Linked DNA regions of Homo sapiens: region 1 is linked to region 2. A link is a contact called in ENCODE Hi-C or POLR2A ChIA-PET data. All regions are on one chromosome and are shown on one strand. The core of a region is the stretch at or near the end of the contact, and the rest is flanking DNA. Distances in the headings are between cores, read along the strand shown.

What was found. Hi-C counts contacts between places; a loop is a spot of excess contacts on that map. ChIA-PET counts read pairs that join two places held with the same protein, here RNA polymerase II (POLR2A). Pooled maps may share reads with other maps.
Region 1: a loop to region 2 is called in a pooled map, with 2.1 times the contacts of the local background. The contact joins two enhancer-like sites. A Hi-C loop is called at or near these places in 2 of 50 pooled maps. POLR2A ChIA-PET finds 5 or more read pairs at or near these places in 4 of 52 experiments (AG04449, AG04450, HEK293 and 1 more).

What each region holds. Positions count from the first base shown.
Region 1 is chr15:68,698,610-68,703,045 of GRCh38, reverse strand. The region is part of intron 3 of CORO2B (coronin 2B); the gene reads right to left. Among named protein-coding and RNA genes, the nearest start is that of MIR4312, 100 kb to the left of the region's middle. RefSeq lists an enhancer at 2,230-2,417. Within about 2 kb of position 2,810, at least 14 of the 41 ENCODE cell types and tissues checked have a DNase peak (open chromatin) inside an H3K27ac peak, as active enhancers do.
Region 2 is chr15:68,557,582-68,561,874 of GRCh38, reverse strand. It overlaps a transcript of CORO2B not described here. Among named protein-coding and RNA genes, the nearest start is that of CORO2B, 19 kb to the left of the region's middle. Within about 2 kb of position 2,139, at least 6 of the 41 ENCODE cell types and tissues checked have a DNase peak (open chromatin) inside an H3K27ac peak, as active enhancers do.

The sequences.
Region 1 (4,436 bases), core at 1,561-4,060, 140 kb before region 2:
AGACCAGCCTGGCCAACATGGTGAAACCCCGTCTCTACTAAAAATACAAAAATTAGCTGGGAGTGGTGGCATGGGCCTGTAGTCCCAGCTACTTGGGAGGCTGAGGCATGAGAATCGCTTGAACTCAGGAAGCAGAGGTTGCAGTGAGCCAAGATTGTGTCACAGCACTCCAGCCTGGGTGCCAAAGTGAGACTCTGTCTCAAAAAAAAAAAAAAAAAAAAAAAGAAAAAGAAAAAGAAAAAGATATGGTTTCTGCCCTTGAGAAGCCTCCAATTTAGCTGTATACAGTACACAATCATTGGCTCCAAGATTTCCATCTAACCAATCCACAGAGATGGTGCCTGGGTCCAAGAGCACAGTAACTGTGATGTCTCCTGCAGTGAAGAGAAAAGCTGAAGGTGTTTGCTTAGGGGCCAGGAGGCTCCTGGAGCTCTCTCCTCCCCGTTTCTTGTCAATCATTCTGTTCATTCTAAAAATTGAGTTTATCATCATTCATCTAAACAAGAGGTAGAATCTCAACATCTACCTTGATTCTGACATCTTCTGAGCACTGGACTCACTGTTTGCCAATATGGGAAACGAATCCCACCAAACCCAGGGAGGTAGGAGGGGCGAACTGAGGACCCAGAAGGAAGCATTGTTGAGCATCTACTGCTGTGAGTCCTGGGAGGGGGTTGCTAGAGGATGCATGAAGTGGTCGTTGTGGCGCTGGATGCATGAAAGAATAAGTGCTACCTATTATTATTATGACTACTAAAGACTGTCCTTGCACAGATAAGGAAATGAGGCCCACAGAGGTGAGAAAACTTGCCCAGGTGTCACAGCTAGGAAAGGAGGAGCTGGGATTCAAACTCAGAATTGGAATCAGGCAGACTACCCTCCTCCTCTCTTCCACACTCCTGCCCGTGCCCGTACCTGATTTTTCCTTCTTCCCTGGGCTGGACCCAACCCCCTGAGGAGGACATGATCTGTCCTTCCGCTTATCATGTTGGCCAGGCTGGTCTCAAGCTGCTGACCTCAGGTGATCCACCCACCTCAGCCTCCCAAAGTGTTGGGATTACAGGCGTGAGCTACCGTGCCCGGCCTGGGCAAGTTATTTAAACTCTTGGGCCCTCACTTAAGGAAAAGAAAGTAACAGTTAATGTCTATGGAGTTCTTAGGGGACACAAAACACTTTTATATTCATCTAGTTCTCAGAGCCCGAGATGATTCCTATTTTACAATAGGGCAACTGGTACTCAGAGGTAAAGAAACTAGTCCTAGGCCGGGTGCAGTGGCTCACGCCTGTAATCCCAGCACTTCGGGAGGCCGAGGCGGGCAGATCACGAGGTCAGGAGATTGAGATCGTCCTGGCTAACACGATGAAACCCCGTCTCTACTAAAAATACAAAAATTAGCCGGGCATGGTGGCGCGCACCTGTAGTCCCAGCTACACGGGAGGCTGAGGCAGGAGAATGGCGTGAACCCGGGAGGCGGAGCTTGCAGTGAGTCGAGATCGCGCCACTGCACTCCAGCCTGGGCGACAGAGCGAAACTCCGTCTCAAAAAAAAAAAAAAAAAAAAAAAAATTAGCCGGGCGTGGTTGCAGGCGCCTGTAGTCCCAGCTTCTCAGGAGGCTGAGGCAGGAGAATGGCCTGAACCCGGGAGGTGAAGCTTGCAGTGAGCGGAGATCGCGCCACTGCACTCCAGACTGGGCGACAGAGCGAGCCTCCGTCTCTCAAAAAAAAGAAAAAAAAGAAAAAAAAGAAACTAGTCCTAGATCGCAGAGCCTGGAAGTGGCAGAGCCAGGATTTGAACCTAGGCCTAAGGGACTCCTGAGCCTGGCTGCTTAGCCAGGGAGCCATACTGCTGCTTTCTCTGTGGCTGCTAAATCATTAGTGAAGACCCACTCGGCGCACTGGCCCCTCAGGGCTACCTTCCTTCTACAAAAGTGCATCACTCCCTTCCAGCTCCAAGAGGTATTGGTTCCGGAGCTCGGGAGGTGGGGGTGTGCAGGAGGCAGGGTGGTGGGTGGCTTCCAGCAGGGCTGACATCCTGTCCATCCCGCCCCCAGCTCCTCAGGGAGGGGCATCATCTACAGGGTGAGGAGAGCAGACACAGGATGGAAGAGCTTGAATAAAAGGCAAAGGAAAGATGTGGAGCTCGGCCCACCAGCAAGAGGCGCCTGCCTCTTCTCCCTCCTCCCTCTCTCCTGGGATCGCTCTCTCCCTCTCCTTAAGATGACAGAAACCTCTCTCTCTCTCCGCGGCTGCTGGCCCCAGGAGAAGGGCTGGGAGCACGAGGCTTGGAAACCGATAGCGCCCTTCCCTGCCGCCTGCCAGCCGCCCTCCCTAGCTGCGGCAGAAGCTATAAAAAGCATAGCCTTCAACAATAGGTGACATCACCCAGCAGCGGAAAGAACTGGATTCTGCCAGATGCCAGGGAGAGTTATGGCCCCCAGCCCTCCCTCGGGCCCAAAGCCCCTGGGGAAGGGCCTGGGTATGTTCTGCTGGATCCCTGGCGGGATGGAGGATAGACTCCAGAGGACCTCCTCCTGCTCAGGGAGGGGAAACGGATCCTGGGGGACGGGGATTGATTTCACTGGAGGTTGCAGGGCTGGGGGATATGGGGAAGGAGCTGGGGAAATCAGGGCTCGTGAAATCCCACCAGTGTCCTCTGAATGTTTTGAGACAAGTAGAGGGAAGTGGAGGGCTGGGGGTGAAACAGGCAGGCACTACCAGGGGAACTGGTCCAGACCTGCTGTGAAGAGCTTCCCTCTGGGCCCCTGTGGCCTGGCGCCGTCCCCAGCCCTGTATGTAGCACAGTGCCTGGCACACACAGCAGCTTTGCCGACTGACCTCCCAAGCCTGGGTCTGGATGTCGTGTCTGGTGAGCAGCAAGTTGACCATTCCAGCTGGAATGGGTGGAGGGAGGGCCTCGGTGGCCGATGCCTCAGGTGCTTTGAAGGAGGCAGGGAGGCCGTGGGAAGGGCCCTGGCAGCAGTGCTGACCTCCTGTCCACCCCCTGGAAGCTGCAAACTCCATTTCCTTTACGCCCCACCCCCTCCCAGGCTGCAGCGGGGGATGCCTCTCCTGTGCTTTCCCCCAGCACCCAGGTTGGACCCTGAGGAGAGCAGACGCTGTGATGTAAATGTTGAGCGTGATGAATCTGAACTGTCAGCCCAGCCCACCATGGCCCTGAGCCTCAGTTTCCTCCCTTGTAGAACCAGGGCCACTGGTGAGGGGCTGAGAGTGCAGACTGGGAGTCAGGGGACCTTCCTAGGACAAAGGCTCCCTGTGTGACCTTGGGCAAGGCACCTCCCTTAGGGTCCCAGAGCACGTCCTCCAGGAGAGGTTGGGATCCAGCCTCAGGAACCTGTTGGTTCCACTGCCAAGATCCCTAGCTCCAAGGCGGGGAGGGGTGGACACCCGGGTAAGATGCGGTTCAGGGCTGTACTTCTGGGGCAGCTGGCCTGGCAGCTGGAGCGAGAGCTTAGTTCCTCTCTGATCCAGACTTAATCTCCTTGTCTCTGGATCAGCAGCCCAGGCCAGCCCCTCCCTTCCTGTGCCCCAAGCCCGTGTCCCTTCCCTTCACTCCTCCAGCCACACCCCTCCGCTCTTCCCTTCTCTCCACTGATCTACCTGTATCCAGCTAGTTCAGGCCCCATGTCCTCCATAAATCTGTCTGTGACCCCCTCCATCCACACAGGTCCCCTTGGTTCCCTGGAGCGTGTAGTGTCTCCCATGCACCACACTCGGTGGGGTCCACTGATGCTCAGATGGCTTGAGAAGCACAAGTCTCGCTGCAAAGTTGGGCTGCTCACCCTGAACCCTAAGCCTTCTCTCCTTGGGTCCAACTGCCCTTCGCAGCTGCCCTTCCTGCCCGCTCCTCTCACTGACCACCACCCCAGGGCTCCAGTCACACCAGATGACTCTCCCTTTTCTAAGCGCACTGTATATGCATTCTCTCCAGGCCAAGCACACCGGATATACTGGGTCTCTTCCTGGGACTCCTTCTCTAACCCTTTTTCTGTCTGTCAATGTCCTGCTTCTCCAAAGTCCAGCTAACTACCTCTTCTCCTCTCTGCACCTTGGTCAAAACTAATCTCTCTCTCTCTTCTCTGTGTGCATAGCCCTTTGCTTGACCTTGGTGGATGCAATGACCTCATTCTGCACCACGTTTTGGTGGGTGGGGTGGGCCCTGCCCCTCTGCGCCTCTACTAGGGGTGTTTCCAGAGCAAGAGTGAGATGAGCAGGCATAGATGAAGGGACAGGCATACTACTGGGCATAGGCTAACCTTCATCCTCATCACAACAGCCAAAGGGAGGTATCTTACTGTTTCAGAGACGAGCAAAACCGAGGCTCAGAGAGGCCAAGTAACACTCCATTGGCCACCCAGATGGTAAATGGTGAAGCTGAGATTCCAGCCCAGGTCTACCAGATCCCTCTTTGGACCCC
Region 2 (4,293 bases), core at 890-3,389:
TTGACATTCCCATGCACAACTACGCACACAGGCTCACCAAGCACACTAGCAGGATAACCATGGCCTCATACTCTCAGACCCACGGAAACATGCTCCGCTCACACAGGCACATGGCCCTGCACATATTTGCATACTTGTCTACACTCTTTCAGTCCTGTACACGATAACAGACAGAGCACAGTCACAACAAATCCTGTACACTCTGCCCACCCTCTCTCAGGCTCTGGGTGTGTGCGTGTTTCTCTGCATGTTTTCCTACTGTTTGTATCTGCATCTCTGTCCATCTTCCACCCTCCCACCCAGCTGTCTGCCTCCCTCCCTGCAGCAAGATTGAGGGAGGAGGGGCAGGCCTGGTTTCCTTGACAACCGGGGACCCTCTACCTGTCCCGCTGGGCCCCAGTTAGCTGGAAGGGGAAGGCGCTGGGAGGCAGTGTTGGCTTGTCCAGGTGCTTGCTCTGAGTGGGGCTGGGGGTGAGGGCAGGGGAGAGTCGGGGAGGGAGGGATGGGTGACCATCTGGACCGGGGAGAGTGAGCTGCAGGCACTGCCCAAACGCTCCAAAATGGCAGATGGGCATCACCGTGCCTGGGAGGAGCTGGGAGGGGGGCCGCCCAGCGTGGCATATGCAGGAGCTCTTCCACTGTCCCAGCCCAGCCCTCTCCCAGCCCCTCCCCCTTATCTCCCGAGCACCCTCAGGCCTGACAGATTCTGGAAAAAAACCCTCTTCAAGCTCCCTTTCCTGGGACCCAACCAGTATTGAGAGGCAAAGTTGTGCTGGGAGCCTGGGGGACGCGGGGTGGAGGGAACATAAATCCCTCAACAACCACCAGAGCTCTATGCTCTCTGTGTGCCATTCCTTTGGGGGAAATATGGCCCCTCCTAAATTCCCATTTTGGATCCTATCCCTGGAGGCGCTAGGGAAAATTACCCGGGCTGTGCCATGGGAAACCCAGAAGAGTGGTGCTAATTTGCACAAGTCCCCACAAGATCGTGAGGAGAGCTGCGGTTCTGCTTCCTCTGGTCCCCTCGGGTTGTGCAGGCTTTTCCCTCGTACAGAATCCACTAGTAAGATCACTGGCTTATGCCTAGCACCCTGCCCTCAAGGTCCTGAAAGCTGGCCCTGAAAGGCAGGAGTCTAGGGAGCACAGCTGGAGAGCGGCCCTGACCAGCAAGGAGCAGAGAGGAGGAAGATGGGTTGTATGTGGAGGACAGTGCTTAGAGAGACAGGAGGCTGCACACTGCCGGCTGCTGGTGTTTCCCTTCAAGAAAGAACCTGCAGGCTGGGCGCGGTGGCTCAGGCCTGTCATCCTAACACTTTGGGAAACGGAGGCAGGAAGATCACTTGAGGCCAGGAGTTCAGGACCAGCCTGGGCAATATATTGAGACCCCGTTTCTACAAAAAAAATTGTCTTTAATTAGCTGGGCATGGTGGCATGCACCTGTAGTCCCAGCTACTCCAGACACTGGGGTGGGAGGATCGCTTGAGCCCAGGAGTTTGAGGCTGCAGTGAGCCATGATTGCACCACTGCACTCCAGCCTGGGTGACAGAGCGAGAACCTGTCTCAGAAGAAAAAAAAAAATAAAGAAAGAAAGAAAAAGAAAAAAAAGAACGAAAAAGAAAAAAGAAAGAGAAAGAAAGGAAGAAAACAATGAATGAACTTGCAGACCAGCTGTAGGGAGCACAGTTAGCAGCCTCCAGCACCTCCTGTCTTTCACATTCAATATCCGGATCTTCCCAGGCAGCCCCCAGCCAATGCCTGAGCACTGCACGGGTGCAAGTGCCCGGCCACGTCATCCCATTGCGGGACTCTTCAAATCGGCAGTCTCCACCGGGATCTCCCTGCTGGGCTGGCAGAGACTTGGTCAGATCTGCATTGCCGTCTGAGGCTCTCCCCGCCAGTCGTCCTTACACAGGTTTAAATCCCCAACAAACTTCTTGCACTCCTAACGCCATCTCAGCGTCTGCTTACCAGAGGACCCCAACCGGCACACATGCCAAGAGCCACACGCCTTGTGCTCTCCGTGCGCGCGCGTTTGCGGGAGACCTGCTGGTCCTGGAGCGCCGCAGCTCCGAGGAAGGATGCGGGCCGCGCCCCCTGGTGGGCACGCCGTGGAGCTGCACGTGGAGCGGTCTCGGGCGCCGCAGCCTCACCGACAGTCCCCCTGGGAGAACCCCAGAGAGCACTGCACCAACCGGAAAACCGGAAACGGAGGCCCAGACAGGGAAAGGGTTAGGGAAAGAAAAAGTCTGGGGGCCTCTTACCATCAGCACGCTTGTTCCGTCTGCTCCCCGTCTGGTCCCTGCAGCTCTTCCAGCGGGCCGGCTTGGCACGGTCAACTTCGCCCTCCCCGCTACCCCCTCACCACCCCGCTGACGCTCCCTTCTCCGTTCCCAGACTCAAGACTGGGGCAGGGATTCTGCTTGTATGAGTGCTCCAAACCATTCAGACGCAAGGGGTCTTCTGACCGCACTTTAAGAACGATTGACCAGAACTTCTAAAATGGATGTCTCGGAGGCTTTTAATTCTCCGGGAATGAGAGAGTCCCAAACTCTCTGAAGGCTGTCTCTCTTCCTGCCAGTGGACGGGGGAATTAACCGGCTGATTATTTTTTCTTATGCAAATGCTCTTTGCAAAACAAAGCCCAGGGTAATTTCTACATCAGATTTTTAATGAAATGCGCTGCCGCTTTGAAGTAGCACTGACGCCACTGAGTCAGGTCTGCTCCCTGCCCCCGTGGGGTGCCGGCCGCTCTCCTGGCAACGCCCAGCCACACTTCGCGCATTTCTAGGTATTTACCCCTCCCAAGCAGGAAGAACGGCGCCTAGCGCGTGGTAGGATCTCCGAACATATTTACTGACTAAAACTGAAGATGGTAAAGTAGGGAAAGACAGACACGCTCATTCCTGCGTGGCCGGCGTGGGTCACCTCTTCACCCACTATCGCATTTTATTTCTCACAACACCTCCCCGCGGTGTGTACTAAGACCTGGAGATGAAGGAACTGAGGCCAGAGAGGGGAAGTAACTTGGCCAATGTTACCCAGCCAGTCAAGGCAGGGCTTTGGCTTGCCCTGAGATCCACCTGGCTCCTTGCACCTCTCCTGCAGCCTCCACAAAGGCCTAGAAAGGAGGTGGGTGACCCCGTGTCCACACTCCCCTATTATATCGCAGACCACATCTGTCTGGAGTCAAGGGGGAGAGAGGCCAGTGCGGTGGCTCATGCTTGTAATCCCAGCACTTTGAGAGACTGGGGTGAGAGACTTGCTTGAGCCCAGGAATTTGAAACCAGCCCGAGCAACAACGTAAGATCTCATTTCTACAAAAAATAATAAGTTACCTGGGGGAATGGTGACGCATGCCTGTGGTCCCAGCTGCTCAGGAGGCTGAGGCAGGAAGGAGGATTTCTTAATCATGGGAGGTCACTGAGGCTGCAGTGAGCTGTGATTGTGCCACTGCACTCCAGCCTGGTTAACAAAGCGAGACCCTGTCTTAAAAAAAAAATGGTGAGGGGGAAGGGAGTTTTTGCTCTCCTCTCCAACCCCACCTTCCCAGCCATTCAGGGTTCCAGCAGGACCCCTGGGCCTGCCAGGCAGGGGCAGCAGCAGACAGCTTCCGGAGAAGCTGGGCTTGGATGTAGAGATGTTTGATGCCTTGGGGGCTCACCAGCCCCGCTGTGTAGTCCTGCAGCGGGTCAGAACACCAACCTCACCTGTCAACTTCTTATCTGCCCTCCGCCAGGCTGGCCCAGCTCACTGACTCAGCCCTACTGAAGCCTCTCTGCCCGCACCCACCCTCCCTGCCATTCCACTGCCAGGCTGCCCTGCCTGCCATTGGGTTAAGGGATCCCCTAACTGTGCCCCAAAGGCCTATCACAGTGCCCAGTGCCCTTCATTTACCTTAAGGTGTGTGTTGTGGCCTTCCGAAGTCTAACTGGACAGACGTAATATATTACCTGGGAGGTGTGGACTATGACCAGGACCTCATGCTGTGTAATGCTGGCAACTCTCATGCCTGTCATTTGCTGCACCCCCTCTTCCCTAACTCCTAAAGGACCATGACTAAGGCTGTGGAGTCCCAGTTAGCGTGGTGCAAACTGATGTCAGGCTGCCTGGGTTTACGTCCTGGCATTGCCACCTTGCAGCTCTGTGACCTTGGGCATTTACTTAACCTCTCTGTGCTTCAAAGGGATAATGAATGGAATGGTTACATATAAAGTGCTTAGCACAGTGTCTGGCCTGTAGTGAGGCCTCACTGCTGCTCTGGTTAGGATGCTGCCCTTCCCTTTGTGAAGCTGG